Regions from separate parts of the Homo sapiens genome. Here region 1 is linked to region 2. Evidence: read pairs that join two places in POLR2A ChIA-PET (ENCODE). Cell type or tissue: IMR-90. All regions are shown on one strand. Each heading gives the region's core, and the rest is flanking DNA. Links, peaks and the distances in the headings are about the cores only.

Region 1 (4,397 bases), core at 183-4,182, 120 kb after region 2:
TCGAGGCAGGTGGATCACGAGGTCAGGAGTTCAAGACCAGATTGACCAATATGGTGAAACCCTGTCTCTACTAAAAATGCAAAAATTAGCCGGGCACAGTGGCAGGTGCCTGTAATCTCAGCTACTCGGGAGGCTGAGGCAGGAGAATCGCTGGAACCTGGGTGGCAGAGGTTGCAGTGAGCCGAGATCATGCCACTGCAATTCCAGCCTGGGCTGCAGAACGAGACTCTGTCTCAAAAAAAAAAGAAAAGAAAGTGGTTTCTTGAGATGGAATCTAATGCTGGTGGAGATGCTGTGAACAATTGAAATGATAGCAAAGGATTTAGACTATTATATCAACTTAGTTGATAAAGCCAGCAGCAAGGTTTGAGAGGATTGGCTCCAATTTTGAAAGAAGTTCTCCTGTGGGTAAAACATCATTAAATAGCATCGCGTTCTACAGAGAAGTCTTTCATGAAAGAGCAAATCAATGTGGCAAACTTTACTATAGTCTTTGAGACATCGTTGGCCAGGTGCAGTGGCTCACGCCTGTTATCCTAGCACTTTGGGAGGCTGAGGTGGGAGGATCATGAAGTCAGGAGTTCCAGACCAGCCTGGGCAATGTGGTGGGACCTCATCTCTACAAAAACACAAAAATTAGCTGAGCTTGGTGGTGTGTGTCTGTAGTCGTAGCTTCTTGGATGCTGAGGTGGGAGGATTGCTTGTGCCTGGGAGGCAGAGGTTGCGGTGAGCAGAGACTGTGCCACTGCACTCAAGTCTGGGTGACAGAGTGAGACCCTGTCTCAAAAAAAAAAAAAAAAAAAAAAAGAAAGAAAGAAAAGAGGCCAGGCACGGCGGCTCATGCCTATAATCCCAGCACTTTGGGAGGCTGAGGCGGGCAGATCACAAGGTCAGGAGTTCGAGACCAGCCTGGCCAACATGGCGAAACCCTGTCTCTACTTCTACTAAAAATACAAAAATTAGCTGGGCGTGATGGCAGGTGCTTGTAATCCCAGCTACTCGGAAGGCTGAGGCAGGAGAATCGCTTGAACCTGGGAGGCGGAGGTTGCGGTGAGCTGAGAGATCTTGCCAGTGCACTCCAGCCTGGGTGACAAGAGCAAGACTCCATCGCAAAAAAAAAAAAAGAACTTGCAGCCATTTTAACCTTCAGCAACCACCATCCTGATTGGTCAGCAGCCATCAACATTAAGGTGAGACCCTCCACCAGCCAACCAGCCAAAGTATTACAACTGAAGGTTCAGATTCCTGTTAGCATTTTTTAGCTATCAAGTATTTTTAAATTAAGAGCTATACATTTTTTTAGACATAATGCTGTTGCACACTTAATAGACTACAGTATAATGTAAACATAACTTTTATATGTACTGGGAAACCAAAAAATTTGTGTGACTCACCTTATTGGGGTATTTGCTTTATTGTGGTGGTCTGGAACCAAACCTGCAATATCTCTGAGGTATTCCTGTATGTTGATATATTTGTGGGTGTTTATGTGTGTAGTATTTTTTTGTTTTGTTTTTTTGAGAGTCTCACTCAGTCACCCAGACTGGAGTACAGTGACATGATCTTGGCTTACTGCAACCTCCACCCCGCCGGGCTCATATGACCCTCTCACCTCAGCCTCCTGAGTAGCTGGGACTTCAGGTGCATTCTACCATGCCTGTCTAATTTTTGTATTGTTTTGTAGAGACAGGGTTTTGCCATGTTGCCAAGGGTGAGCTGAAGCAATCTGCCAGTGTTGGTCTCCCAAAGTGCTACAATTACCACACCCGGTTTTATGTGTATATTTCTATGTCTATCTGTTTGTATATTAAAATCATAAATTCATGCTGATATGTCCAATTTTGATACCTGAGAGTTTGTTCTTTCTTATGTGTAATCCCTCATTTGACACCAAGAAACTGACTCTCATTAGCCACAATATGTTACTTATTTGCTCAATTTTGGAATACATTTAAAGGAGTTTTAGAATTGTTCACCCCTGCCACTCCTAATTTAGTAACCAGAGTACAACATGTATTTGCAGCTCTTTTATTCTTTAGCCTGAGACTTGGAGTATGTAGTCAAAATACTGTGTTCCAAAGTTACTTAGGTTAGTTCCTCCCCAAACTCCTTCTCTCCCACCTTCAGTGTGATTATGTTATTATTTTTGAAATACAGTTAAGTTTATTTGTTTCTGTTTGTATTCCATTTTGGGTCTCCCATGTCCTTGTTGATTGATTGATTTCACCATGTGCAAAATTAACATGTTTCTAAAAATCAGAACTAAGGGTGAGGTATAGTGTCTAATGCCTGTAATCCCAGCACTTTGGTAGGCCAAAGAGGATTGCCTGAGCCCAGGAGTTCAAGACCAGCCTGGGTAACATATTGGGACCCCATCTCTATAAAAAAAAAAAAAAAAAACTTGGGCATGGTGGAGCACACCTGTAATCTCAGCTACCTGGGAGGCTGAGGTGTGAGGATCTACCTGTCAGCTATCTGGGATGCTGAGGTGGGAGGATTACTTGAGCCCAGGAAATCAAGGCTGCAGTGAACTGTGATTGTGTCACTGTACTCCAGCCTGGGCAACAGAGTGAAACCCTGTCTGACACACACACACACACACACACACACACACACACGAGTACAGTACAGTACCTTGCTTAGAATATTGTCCTTGGGCTCTGTGCCATGAGAATATATTTTAGATAGGTCTCTTAAGTACTTTTATATGTACTGGGAAACCAAAAATTTGTGTGACTCAGGAGACCTGTACAGTACCTAAGGAATGAAACTCCTTAGAGGGAGAGGGAGAAGCAATACTACTACTTTACCATGTACTAAATTCTATTCATTTGGAAACAGCATTGTAATCAATCTAGATATCTAAAGTGTTAGATCCTGTGAAGGTTATCTAGAATCCCTTTCAGTTCCAGAATTCTATGATTCCTGTGTGCCTAGACACTTGTAACTTCTAGGTTCCTTCCTTCCCAATTTTTCCTAACTGCCCTCCATTCCTTCCTGAAATGAAAAATGGTATCATGTTTCACATCTAATCATTTTCCTACATTTTAATGAATCCTTACTTGATTCTCTCCAATGAACTTCTCTATGATAATTCCTTACTTCTTTTTTTTTTTTTTGAGAAGGAGTCTGACTGTTTCCCAGGCTGGGGTGCAGTGGCACAATGCCTACTCACTGCAACCTTCGCCTCCCTGGTTCAAATGATTCTCCTGCCTCAGCCTCCCAAATAGCTGGAATTAGAGGCACCTGCCATCACACCTGGCTAATTTTTGTATTTTTAGTAGAGAAGAGGTTTCACCATGTGGCCAGGGTGGTCTCGAACTCCTGACCTCAAGTGGTCCACCCACCTTGGCCTCCCAAGTGCTGGGATTACAGGCATGGGTCACTGTGCCTGGCCACTTATTTGTTGTTATATAATGGTAAACCAGTGCGTTTGATTCAATAAGTGATTTCAATAATATGAAGAAGATAAGAATAATAATATAATCAAATTTGCATAGAACGAGTGGACCAGGAGCTGTTAATTTTAATCTTAATGCTATTACTGATTTTTATATGTGACTTTTGAGGCTACTTAATTTTATATGTTTGTACATTAATGAGTTAAAGTATGTATTTCTATCCTCTTTCCTTAGGTGTGACATTAGATTGTAAGACAGTAATACATAGATGTTAAAGAATACTAGTTAGGCATAGGGCAAAAACATTTTTAAAGGCTTGGTCACAAAGTGAGTTTATTTAATTCTGTACACTGTAGCTGTAAAATATGTAGTAAATGTAATACCATGCAAACCAGTCTGATCTGTCATTTCATATCAGGTTTTAATGACTGTATTTAAGAATTGTTTATACCCATTAGATGTGGTTGTCCCTTGATATCTGAGGGATTGGTTCCAGGACCCCCCACGGACATCAAAATCCACAGACACTCAAGTCCCTTATATAAAATGGCATAGTATTTCCACGTAACCTATGCACTGCCTCCTGTATACTTTAATCTCTAGATTACTTATTATAATGCCTAATACAATGTAAATACTTTGTAAACAGTTATTATACTGTATTGTTTAGGGAATATTTACAAGGAAAAAAAGTCTGTACGTGTTCTGTACAGATATGATCGTCTGTTTTTTAATCTGTGGTTGGTTAAGACCATGAGTGTAGAAACTGCAGGTACAGAAGGCTGACTGTAGTTACTCGTAGGTTAAAAGAAGACTTTAGTGGTGGTTTTAAAATTTTTGGAATAAAAGCCTTTAATGTCAAAGGTTATTAGTTTTTTTTCCTTGTGCTATATATGTAGCTTTGTTTTAAAAGTGCATATAGCTTCATGAATGTACTATGTCAATAGAATGTAATGGTATCATGGATTAGATGTCCTTCCCGACCTCACACACTTC
Region 2 (4,397 bases), core at 99-4,098:
TTTAAGATAAAAGAGTATTACTCATGAAGGAGATTACCCCATGTTAAAAGGTTAATTTCACCAGGAAGTTATGACAGTTCTAACTTTTATGATCTTTCTTTGTCTCTTTTGATGAATACTCATCTCCCAAATTTAGAATTCCCCAGGTCTCAGTTTAGAACTGTTTTTTAAATTTAAAAAAAATTGAAATGGGGCCTTGTTATGTTGCTCAGGCTGGAGTGCAGTGGTACAATCATAGCTCACTACATCCTCAAACTCCTGGACTCAAGAAATCTCCTCATCTTGGCCTTCCAAAGTGCTGGGATTACGGGTGTGAGCCACTGGCTTGACCATTATCGCAATCTTTTTCTTGATAATCACATTCAGTTCCATGGCTTTATTTATTTATTTATTTATTTATTTATTTTAGTAGAGATGAGGCCTTGCTATGTTGCCAAGGCTGGTCTCGAACTCCTGGCCTCAAGTGATCCTCCCAGCTCAGCCTCCCAAAGTGCTGGGATTACAGGGGTGAACCACCATGCCTGGCCTCCGTTCCATGCTTTCAAATGCCAGCTATACACTAACTCTCAAAGTTGTATCGTTAGCCAATACCTCTATTCTGAATTCCAGACTCATTAAATAAATTGCCTATATGACATCTCCACTTGGGTATCTAATAGTATCTCAAACGATACAGTCTGTAATCCCAGCACTTTGGGAAGCTGAGGGAGGAGGATTGCTTTGAGTCCAGAAGTTTAAGACTGCAGTGAGCTATGATCATGCCACTGCACTCCAGTCTTGCTGAAAGAGTGAGACCCTGTCTTTAAAAATAAAATTAAAAAATTAAAAAATTTTAAATTAATACTGGTATGTCTAAAACCAAGCTTTTGATCTGATTCACCAAACATGCTCTTTTCCCATGCTTTACCATCTCAGAAAATGGCAACTCCATCTTTCCAATTGCGTAGGTCCAAACAATGGAGTGACCTTGACTTCTCAGTTTCTCTTCCATCCCATATCTTAACAGCTAATCTAGTAAATTCTATCTTCAGAAGATTTGCTGTTAAGATATGGGATGGAGGAGAAATCTGATTGCTTCTCTCCACTCCTTTTGCCCTCAGTCTGCTCCAAGCTACAATCATCTTTCACCTGGATTACTGTGATTACCTTTTAACTGGTCTCCCTGCTTCTGCCTTTGATCTCTATGATAGTCCAGGTCCTCCGAGAAGCAGATGCCAAGACAGGATTAAATGTACAAGAAATTTATTGTGGGAAACCCCTGTGAGAGAAAATGGGGAGGGAGCAGGAGAAGCTGGGAGAGCTGTCAGACTGTGATGCAACTCAAATGAAGGAGAGAAAGAACAATGGGTGGAACATTCTTAGACTTGTGCAGTTATGAAAAATTCAGCAAAGCTGTTAGGGAGTCCTGAGCTAAAATGTTGCCTGTCGAGGAGTTCTGCAATTCCTGGAAATGGGTCTGCCTTAGTATCCCTGCTGAGAGCAGCCAGTGGAAAGCACGGGCTCAAAACCCCGCATCTGGGATCCCAGTCAATTATGCTTCCTGCAGTGAGCCATCAAGAGTGCTTTCCAATGATTGTCATGTGTATCGCTTCAGTCAATTCTCCCTAGAGTAGTCAGAGCGATCCAGCTAAAATGCTGGATCACGTCATTCCTGTTGCTTAAAACTCTTCAATCACTTCCCATTTGATTCAGAATTAAACCAAATTCCCTACATGGGCTGCCCCGCTACTTGAAAGAGGTGAGATCAATAGGTCCTCAAACCCTAAATGGAATTATCTGTGGCAGATATAGGGTAGTCTGACCAGGTAGTCTGCTCTGACTTAATTTAGTAACAATTGGAAATTTAGAAGACGGTGATTCTTAGAAAAAATACAATTTGACTTCTTTGGATCTGGCCCAAAATGTCCTTATAGTGTTGGGTCACTTTCTCAGAATGTGAGCTGATAGGATACTGATATGGTTTGGCTGTGTCCCAAATCTCATCTTGAATTGTAGTTTCCATAATCCCCACGTGTGGTGGGAGGGATCTGATGGGAGGTAATTGAATCATGGGGGCGGTTACCTCCATGCTATTCTCATGGTAGTGAGGGAGGTCTCACGAGATCTAATGAGTTTATAATGGGCTTTTCCCCTTTTGCTCAGCACTTCTCCTTCCTGCTGCCATGTGAAAAAGCATGTGTTTGCTTCCCCTTCCACCATGATTGTAAGTTTCCCGAGGCCTTCCCAGCCCTGCAGAATTGTGAGTCAATTAAACCTCTTTCCTTTATAAACTACCCAGTCTCGGGCAGTTATTTATAACAGCATGAGAAAGAACTAATAGAGATAAAAAAGAGATTGTATCAACATACACATTTACTTTTCCAGTGAAAGAATGAAGAAAACATGCATGTTTGAGGTTTTCTTGAGGGAAGTATCTAATGATTCACATACAACCAGGGACTCTTCAGGCTGAAGATAGCTTGTAATTTTTCTTCTAGTCCCCTAGTAGACTAATTTAAACCTGTTTTCTATTCATCACTCCTAGAGGTGATGACTGTTCTGGAATTAAGGTTCAAAGGAGGTAAAAGAAGGAAGAACTGTTTGGAGAAATTGTTACTGGTGGAAGGTGTCCAGGTTCTTGGTACTTTAAACAAAAGAATTGGACAAATCACACAAAGAATGAAATAACACAAGGAGAGATTTATTGAAAATGAATTCACACTCCACAGGGTGGGAGCAGCCCAAGCAAGTGGCTGAAGAGCTTGGTTACAGAATTTTCTGTGGTTTAAATACCCTCTAGAGGTTTCCCATTGGTTACTTGGTATACACCCTATGTAAATGAAGTAGTGGCCTGTGATCAGTCTGATTGATTGCAGAGTGACCAAAAAGAGGCTGAAGTGAAATTACAAAGTTACACCCTAAGCAGACTTCCGATTGGTTGTGGAAAGTGACCAATCAGAGGCTAAAGTGAAGTTATAAAGTTATACTCCTATGCAAATGAAGACTTGGCCCATGACTAGCCTGATTGGTTGTGGGAGGGGACCAATCACAGGTACTTTCAATTTTTCATCTGCCATGCAGAAAAGGGGTGGGTTGCAAAGGGAGTAGCCTCTAGTCCTTTTGTTACCCGAGCATAGGAAGTTGGGGTTTTCCTTTGGTTTAGTTCTAGGAAATCAGCATGAATCAGCCTTAGATTCCCTGCCTCCAGACCCTATTCTGCCTCAAAATCGTTGATTCTGAGGCTATGGCAAGGAAAGTCAAGTTACATTTGAACATCTTACTGTAGCAGAAAGTAAAAAAGTGCTGAAAAATTGGTGGGGACACAGAAGCCAGCTCGAAGGGGACTCCCACTGGTTAAACTTAGCATCAAAATAAATAACAGGAATGGATTATAACTCATTGATTAACCAAAAATGAATCAATGATTCCCTATTATTACAAAAAAAGAAAATCACCTTAAAAAAAACTTCAGCTGGGCGCAGTGGCTCACGCCTGTAATCCCAGCACTTTGGGAGGCCGAGGTGGGCGGATCACCTAAGGTTGGGAGTTCGAGACCAGCCTGACCAACATGGAGAAACCCCGTCTCTACTAAAAATACAAAATTAGCTGGGCGTGGTGGCACGCACCTATAGTCCCAGCTACTTTGGAGCTTGAGGCAGGAGAATTGCTTGAACCTGGGAGGTGGAGGTTGCGGTGAGCCGAGATTGCACCATTGCACTCCAGCCTGGGCAACAAGAGCAAAACTCCGTCTCAACCCCCCCCCCCCCAAAAAAAACCTCCATGTTAAAAAGTATTAGTGGTGTTAATGTGGCTTTTGAAATTTGAAAATCCAGTTTTGCTGTTTTTTAATGTTCATGTGAAAGAATAAACGTTCCTATAAAATGTCCCTACAAATATTGAAAAATTAGCTTTTCATTAGTAAAAGCAAAATTCATGTATCTTCTAAAGAGTACATATTTTACAAGCCTCATTAGACACTCTTGACACAAAACATTCAGAAATAGAAAACAAGCATTGATTAAAAGCTCTGTATTTTTCTTTTTCTTTCTTTCTTTTTCTTTTTTTTGAGATGGAGTCTGTCTGTCACCCAGGCTGGAGTGCAGTGGCACAATCGTTGTTCACTGCAACCTCCACCTCCCGAGTTCAAGCGATCCTCCTGCCTCAGCCTCCCGAGTAGCTGGGACTACAAGCACATGCCACCATGCCTGGCTAATTTTTGTATTTTTAGTAGAGACAGGGTTTCACCATGTTGGCCAGGCTGGTCTCTAACTCTTGACCTCGTGATCTGCCTGCCTTGGCCACCCAAAGTACTGGGATTACAGGCGTGAACCACCATGCCCAGCCAAGTCCCTGGAATTGAGCCCTGGGCTGTGTCTCTGCCTTCTGGGTAAATGAGGAACAGAAATGAAAATTCTGTG

The links. ChIA-PET counts read pairs that join two places held together with the same protein. Peaks named below come from ENCODE experiments on the same cell type or tissue, not always from the same donor. Only the 100,000 strongest peaks of a DNase experiment are listed, where the experiment ranks them.
Region 1: POLR2A ChIA-PET joins it to region 2 with 5 read pairs; 4 of 35 experiments call an interaction of 5 or more read pairs at or near these places.

The regions. Positions count from the first base shown.
Region 1 is chr11:33,299,238-33,303,634 of GRCh38, forward strand. All of the region lies in intron 2 of HIPK3 (homeodomain interacting protein kinase 3), which reads left to right. Among named protein-coding and RNA genes, the nearest start is that of HIPK3, 44 kb to the left of the region's middle. In IMR-90, for the core only: no CTCF peak of the experiment used is centred there; no DNase peak of the experiment used is centred there.
Region 2 is chr11:33,176,570-33,180,966 of GRCh38, forward strand. The region is part of intron 1 of CSTF3-DT (CSTF3 divergent transcript); the gene reads left to right. Among named protein-coding and RNA genes, the nearest start is that of CSTF3-DT, 17 kb to the left of the region's middle. RefSeq lists an enhancer at 1,085-1,707. In IMR-90, for the core only: no CTCF peak of the experiment used is centred there; a DNase peak (open chromatin) is centred at 2,362; H3K27ac peaks cover 336 bases.